Linked DNA regions of Homo sapiens: region 2 is linked to region 1. A link is an interaction called in ENCODE POLR2A ChIA-PET data of the cell type or tissue named here. Cell type or tissue: PC-9. All regions are shown on one strand.

Region 1 (4,000 bases):
ACTGTGAACTCACCACTGTACTCTAGCCTGCGTGGCAGAGTGAGACCCTGTCTCAAAACAAAAAGAAAAAACCAAAAAATCCATATATATATGAATAACATAATGCTTAAATAGGTAGGAACAGGTTTGTTTTATAACCCATTTTTCACTTATATGTCACAGACATCTTATGCCAATAAAGTTTTATATTATTTTATTTTTATATACAGAATATTTCACTGTACACATTTATCATAATCTACTTAACCATTTCCCCACAGACATACATTTATATTAACAGACGTGCTGTTTCAAATAAACAATGCTGTGATAAACACTAATTTTCATTAACATAGTCAAAATTTAGAAGTCCTTTTTTTATGCTTCTGTTTTTTGTGTCGTACTTAACAAGGCTTTTCCTAGCCTAAGACTTTGAAAACACTTACCTATTTCCTTCTAGAACTTTCACGGCTTCCCTTGTTACATTCAATTCAATAAAGCCAACTAGGATTTATTTGGTGGAATGAATGTACAGGGATGATGTAGGGATCCTGCTTTAGGTAAGATTTCCTAAATAATCCATCTTTCCCCATTAAACTAAAGGTCCATCTTCATCATACACCCCCTTCCCATAGATACATATATTTGGGACCACTTCTGGATGTTGTTTCTTATGGGTTTTGTACACACATTTTTTTTTTTTTTTGAGATGGAGTCTCGCTCTGTTGCCCAGGCTGGAGTGCAGTGGCACGATCTTGGCTCACTGCAAGCTCTGCCTCCTGGGTTCAGGCCACTCTCCTGCCTCAGCCTCCTGAGTAGCTGGGACTACAGGCGCCCGCCACCACCACGTCCGGCTATTTTTTTATATATATATTTTTAGTAGAGATGGGGTTTCACCGTGTTAGCCAGGATGGTCTCGACCTCCTGACCTTGTGATCCGCCTGCCTTGGCCTCCCAAAGTGCTGGGATTACAGGCGTGAGCCACCACGCCCGGCCTGTACATACATTTTTAATGATTTCACTTTTTACATAACTCTGATTCATCTGGGGAGAAAATCAATTTAGTTCTTTACACAGCTCACAAAAACAAATTCCAACTAGTTATCTCATTGTCTCATCTTCCCACAATGACTTACGACACTTCTCTGAACATATGTTGCATCTTCACCTATACCAGGGCTTGTTCTGGGCCCTGCATCACCACTGACCTGTGTCCAATCCTGTGCTGCCATCACACTAATTTAATCACCACAACTCTGTGCTATACTTTACTATCTAAGTAAGGTTAGCACCCATCATCTTTTAAAACAATTTTAGAATTCTTGCCTACTATTCTTTCAAGTGAACTTTATGACCATGTTGACAAATCTCAAAATAAAACTATTCTAAAAGAAAAAAGAAAACTATTTTAATATGTTGATTGGGATTATGTTTAATAAATCAATTAATGTAGGCAGCACCCCACTTCAAATTGGGCCATCACCATACCAAATTAAGGAATGTTATTCTACTTACACTACTTAACCTACTTAAAAAGAGAAATCCAAAGCTATCTGGTTTGCTATAATTTGCTTCATGAACCTCCTTCACATTTCTGATCATATTTTTCTAACATTTCTAAATAATATAAAAAGGAAATTTAGAAAGAAAAAACAGCAAAACAAAACCAAATCACGCAGTTATACCACTCAAACACAAGCACTATCCTCATTTTATTGTGTTTGACATAGCCCCACCTAGCTGATATGGCAGCTGCCACCCTCACCCTGACCAAACGGCTAAGCCACAGGCAGCAGGGAAAGGTTTCCATTATATTCAGTACTAAGCATGACTGTCCCCAAAGAATACAGCTTTTCCCTAGCACCTTCATAAAAAGGTAATTCAGTTGGTAGTTGGTTTAAATATTCACCAAGGTAAAATGTTTATGTAAAGAATGAAAAACTCTACCCAATTGCAGACACCTGGCTTAAAGAGGCAATAAATCAAGGAACAGCATTCTCTAGCCAGAGTACACACCTGGAGTCAAGACTCTAGAAATTGGCTACCAGAGATGTAATAAAAACAGATCATACTTGCAAATGTTTCTAAGCACCTATGAAGACTGACAAAAAACAAATTTGATATTATCACCACTATTAGTCATTTCAAGGCACTGCCAGCTACACAGCCTACTTACAAGTCAAAGAAATCTGAAGCTGTCTGATGCATTTAAAAGGATAAGGTAACACTCGCCAGGTAGCCAAGACCTATAAATAGACTTTTTTTTTTTTTTTTTTGAGACAGAGTCTTGCTCTGTCACCCAGGCTGGAGGGCAGTGGCGCCATCTCGGCTCACTGCAAGCTCCGCCTCCTGGGTTCACGCCATTCTCCTGCCTCAGCCTCCTGAGTAGCTGGGACTACAGGCGCCCGCCACCACGCCCGGCTAATTTTTTGTATTTTTAGTAGAGACGGGGTTTCACCATGTTAGCCAGGATGGTCTCGATCTCCTGACCTCGTGATCCGCCCACCTTGGCCTCCCAAAGTGCTGGGATTACAGGCGTGAGCCACTGCGCCCAGCCCTTTTTTTATTTTTTTTTCTTTTGAAGAGCAGGATCTAGCTCTGTTGCCCAGGCTGGAGTGCAGTGGCATGATCATAGCTCACTGCAGCCTTGAACTACTGGGTTCATGTGATCCTCCCACCTCAGCCTCCCAAGAATTTGGGACTACAGGCATGCACCACCATGCCCAGCTAAATTTTAATTTTTTTGGTAAAGATAAGCGTCTCCCAGGCCAGGTGCAGTGGCTCACACCTGTAATCCCAGCACTTTAGGAGGCCGAAGCGGGTGGATCACCTGAGGTTGGGAGTTTGAGACCAGCCTGACCAACATGGAGAAACCCTGTCTCTACTAAAAATACAAAATTAGCCGGGCGTGGTGGCACATACCTGTAATCCCAGCTACTCACGAGGCTGAGGCAGGAGAATTGCTTGAGCCCAGGAGGCGGAGGTTGCAGTGACCCAAGACCGCGCCATTGCACTCCAGCCTGGGCAACAAGAGCAAAACTCTGTCTCAAAAAATAAAAAAAAGAGAGATAAGCATCTCCCCATGCTGCCCAGGCTGATCTCGAACTCCTGACCTCAAGCAATCCTCCTGCCTCGGCCTCCTAATGTGCTAAGATTACAGACGTGAGCCACCGTACCTGACCCTAAACCTAAATAGGCTTTAAATAGGTTTTTCCCTTTTTGAGACAAGAGATAATTCAGTAAAGATTGTTCCCAATTATTTTCAGTTTTAAGGGTCTGGAATTGTATCCCTCCCCAGAAAGAGAGTTCCTGGCCCTAAAGAATAAAAATGAGAGGCACCCAGAGCAGGGATGCGTTGGGGTCACACCCACTTCCATTCGGCAAAAGGAAGAATAGCTGGATCCTGTAACACCCACTGCAACCACAGGATTCTGGCTTATTTGAGGAAGAGGATTCAAAAAAGCATACGAACAACTTTGTACTGCCCTCATCACATAATAGAAATTCCAAAATAAAATCCATTTTCCCTTTGCCTGCTAAAGATGCTTTCTCCCATCTGCTACTGAGAATCAGTTGTCAACCTAAATCTCTCCTTTGCATCCTCTTCCCATGGGTGTTTTTTAGTCAACTTATTAACCTTCCAAGTAGCAAAGGAGTTTGGGATGGGCAGAAGAGTTGGAGCCTACTCTAAATCGAAGGCAAGCTGTAGAAACAGTTTTTGTATTTCAGACATGCTGCAAATCTCCTCAGCCAACCCATCTGAGGTCAAACAGCCCTTCTGTCTCTCCTGAGACGTATGAACGGATTACATCTTTGTCAGCATTCCATATATCTACATTTCTTTCCTGTCTGTGAAAAGCAACAATTTGGGCCAGGCACGGTGGCTCACACCTGTAATCCCAGTGTGGATCGCTTAAGGCCAGGAGTTCGAGACCAGCCTGGCCAACATGGCAAAACCCCATCACTACTAAGAATACAAAAAGTAGTTGGGCACAGTGGCTCATGCCTATAATCCCAACAC
Region 2 (4,000 bases), 280 kb after region 1:
CAAACAAATTTGAGTCAACATTTTAGAAAGTTGGGCACATATGGCCAGGTGCGGTAGCTCATGCCTGTAATCCCAGCACTTTGGGAGGCTGAGGCAGGTGGATCACTTGAGGTCAGGAGTTAGAGACCAGCCTGCCCAACAGGGTGAAACCTCGCCTCTACTAAAAATACAAAAATTAGCCGGGAATGGAGGAGGGTGCCTGTAATCCCAGCTACTCGGGAGGCTGAGGCAGGAGAATCCTTTGAACCTGGGAAGTGGAGCTTGCAGTGAGCCGAGATCACGCCTCTGCACTCTAGCCTGGGTGGCAGAGTGAGACTCCATCTCAAAAATAAATATTGGGAGGTCAAGGTGGGTGGATCACCTGAGGTCGGGAGTTCAAGACCAGCCTGGCCAACATGGTGAAACCCCATCTCTATTAAAAATACAAAATTAGCTGGGCCTGGTGGTGCGCACCTGTAATCCCAGCTACTCGGGAGGCTGAGGCAGGAGAATCACTCGAACCCAGGAGGCAGAGGTTGCAGTGAGATCGCACCACTGCACTCCAGCCTGGGCAAAAAGAGCGAAACTCCATCTCATAAATACATAAATAAATAAATAAAGCATGCAGAGCAGACACCCACTAGCTGAGAACATACTAGAGAGCCAGGCTGCCTGAGTTCACCTCTCAGATAGCCACGTGGTAGCTGTGTGACCTATGGCAAGCTACTTGACCTCTCAGTGCTTCAGTTTCCTATGTTAAGTGGGAATTATAATAATACCCTCCTCCTAGCCCTGTTGCTAGTATCAAAGACGTTTAAAACAGAGGCTGGCACAGTCAATGCTATATGAATAGTCTTATTTTGGGGGGAGGGGCTCTTGCCCACAAGGGAACCCAAGTCTGTCTGGGACCTCCCTCTCTCTGTCTGAGGTCTCTGTCACCAAGGCTGGAGAGCAGTGGCATGATCACAGTTCACTGCAGCCTTGATCTCCCCAGTTTCAGCGATCCTCCTACCTCAGCCTCCCTAATAGCTGGGACCATAGGCATATGCCACCACGCCTGGCTAATTTTTGTATTTTTAGTAGAGACAGGGTTTCTCCATGTTTCCCAGGCTGGCCTCAAACTCCTGGCCTCAAGTGATCCTTTCTCCTGCCTCAGCCTCCTGAGAAGCTGGAGAGGGGCTCCCATTTTGGCCCCCACAATACAATAGAGGCAATGAAGAAAGGAGTTATCTCTTGGGACTGAGGAGCAGAGGAAGAGGTGGATGGATTTGAGGAATAGGGAAGAAGCATCAGATTTGGTAGGTAAGGGAGGGAAAGAGAAGGTTTAAATCCAGGATCCCTGGCCTTTGAGCTTAGGTGGTCAGTGGCAGGCAGCGGTGGGTGGAGGCAGAGAACAGAAGTGTCATTGACCAAAGTAGAAAATATGACAGGAGAGCAAGTTCAAGAGAGAAGATGAAGACAGGCGCAGTGGCTCGTACCTATAATCCTGGCACTTTGGGAGGCCGAGGCCAGAGGATTGCTTGAGCCCAGGAGTTCAAGACCAGCTTGGGAAACATAGTGAGACCCTATTTCTATAAAAATTTAAAAATTGGCCGGATACAGGTGGCTCACACCTGTAATCCCAGCACTTTGAAAGGCTGAGGCGGGAAGATTACTTGAGGTTAGGCATTTGAGACCAGCCTGGCCAACATGGTGAAACCCCGTCTCTACTAAAAATACAAACATTAGCCGGGCATGATGGCACATGCCTGTAATCCCAGCTACTCAGGAGGCTGAGGCAGGAGAATATCCTGAACCCAGGAGGCGGAGGTTGCAGTAACCGAGATTGCGCCACTGCACTCCAGCCTGGGCGACAGAGTGAGACTCTGTCTCAATAAAATAAATAAAATAAAAAATAGAGATAGGGTTTCGTCTCTTCTAATAATAAAAAAACTAGCTGGGTATGGTGGTGCGCAGCTATAGTCCCAGCTACTCAGGAGGCTGAGGCATGAGAATCCCTTGAACCTGGGAACCTGGGAGGCAGAGGTTGCAGTGAGCCGAGACCATACCATTGCACTCCAGCCTGGGCAACAGAGAGAGACTGCCTCAAAAAAAAAAAAAAAGAAAGAAAAAAAGGCCGGGCACGGTGGCTCATGTCTAGAATCCCAGCACTTTGGGAGGCCAAGGCGGGCGGATCACTTGAGGTCAGGAGTTGGAGACCAGCCTGGCCAGCATGGTGAAACTCCATCTCTACTAAAAATACAAAAAACTTAGCCGGGCATGGTGGCACATGCCCGTAGTCCCAGCTACCCGGGAGGCTGAGGTGGGAGAATGGCTTGAACCCAGAAGGCAGAAGTTGCAGTGAGCCAAGATTGCACCACTGCACTCAAGCCTGGGTGACAGAGCAAGACTCTGTCTCAACAACAACAACAACAAAAAAAAAAAAAAAGAAAAAAAAAGAAAAAAGAAAGAAAGAAAGAAAGAAAGAAAGAAAGAAAGAAAGAAAAGAAAGAAAGAAAAAGCCCTGGCGCGGTGGCTTACACCTATAATCCCAGCACTTTGGGAGGCCGAGGAGGGCACATCCCCTGAGGTCAGGAGTTCGAGACCAGCATGCTTAACATGGAGAAATCCCATCTCTACTAAAAATACAAAATTAGCTGGGCTTGGTGGCACATGCCTGTAATCCTAGTAATCCCTGTAATCCCTACTCAGGAAGCTGAGGCAGGAGAATTGCTTGAACTCGGCAGGTGGAGGTTGCAGTGAGCCGAGATTGTACCATTGCACTCTAGCCTGGGCAACAAGAGCAAAACTCTGTCTCAAGAAAAAAAAAAAGAAAAGAAATTTTTAAAATTAGCTGGTATGGTAAAGTGTGCCTATGGCCCTGATCAGCTTAGGAGGTTGAAGTGGGGGGATCATTGAGCTCAGCAGATCGAGGCTGCAGTGAGCTATGATCATGCCACTGCACTCCAGCCTGGGTGACAGAACTAGACCTTGTCTCTAAAATAAATAATAAAGGTAAAATTGTATATTCCTTCAGCTACACCCCCTTCTCTTAGCTTTATTCCTCCTTACTATTGCACTTACTTTTCACATTTGTCTGGCTCGCCCTCAAGAACAGTATGTTTCCTTCATTCCTATCCCCAGAGCCTAGAAGAGTACCTGGCACATACAAGGTGCTCAATAAATATTGGTTGATTGAATTAATGGCCAGACACTTCCTTCTCTTTCCTGGCTCAGCCCGGACCTCAGCCCTCTATTCCCATGAATCCACTTACGGGAGTGTCCACCTGTCTGGATGCACAATTCCTAAAAGCAGCCCACTGTGAACGGACAATTTACTCTCCCTTCGTTTCGTTGATACCAGAAATGAGGCTGCGAAGAACACTCTTCTTCATATTGTTGCCCACTGTATCTGTCAGGCTCAATTCCTCACAGTGGAACAACGGAGCCAAGACTTTTGTGTGCATTTGATCATTTTATTTTGAGACGAGGTCTCACTCTGTCGCCCAGGCTGGAGTGCAGTGGCATGATCTCGGCTCCCTGCAACCTCCACCTTCTGGGTTCAAGCGATTCTCCCACCTCAGCCTCCCAAGTATCTGGGATTACAGGCGTGCACCACCACACTCGGCTAATTTTTTTGTATTTTTAATAGAGATGGGGTTTTACCATGTTGGCTAGGCTAGCTCGAACTCCTGACCTCAGGTGATCTGCCCTCCTAGGCCTCCCAAAGTGCTGGGATCACAGGCGTGAGCCACCGTGCCGGCCGTGTGCATTTTAAATAATGATTACTAATAGGTATTTTTCCTCCTAAAGGTTGCAGTGATTTTTGGCTTCCCCTAATGACACACGAGAGTACCCCAGCCTCCTGCTCCCTCAAATTGGGTTTCCTCCACCTTTTAATATTTGCCAACCTGACAGGGGGAAACGGCATCCTGGGATAATTCACATTTCTCCAGTAGGAAGTGACGTACAGCGTCTTTTCAGGCATATTGCTTTTTGCTAAGGTTTTACGTCTTCTTGGAGACATTTACCGTGGACGCCA

What was found. Peaks named below come from ENCODE experiments on the same cell type or tissue, not always from the same donor. Only the 100,000 strongest peaks of a DNase experiment are listed, where the experiment ranks them.
Region 2: POLR2A ChIA-PET joins it to region 1 with 30 read pairs; 2 of 35 experiments call an interaction of 5 or more read pairs at or near these places.

Annotation. Positions count from the first base shown.
Region 1 is chr12:122,109,332-122,113,331 of GRCh38, reverse strand. The region is part of intron 1 of MLXIP (MLX interacting protein); the gene reads right to left. Among named protein-coding and RNA genes, the nearest start is that of MLXIP, 33 kb to the right of the region's middle. RefSeq lists an enhancer at 916-1,210. In PC-9, no CTCF peak of the experiment used is centred here; DNase peaks (open chromatin) are centred at 1,071 and 2,111; H3K27ac peaks cover 2,248 bases.
Region 2 is chr12:121,833,452-121,837,451 of GRCh38, reverse strand. No RefSeq gene overlaps it. Among named protein-coding and RNA genes, the nearest start is that of TIALD, 21 kb to the left of the region's middle. In PC-9, no CTCF peak of the experiment used is centred here; no DNase peak of the experiment used is centred here.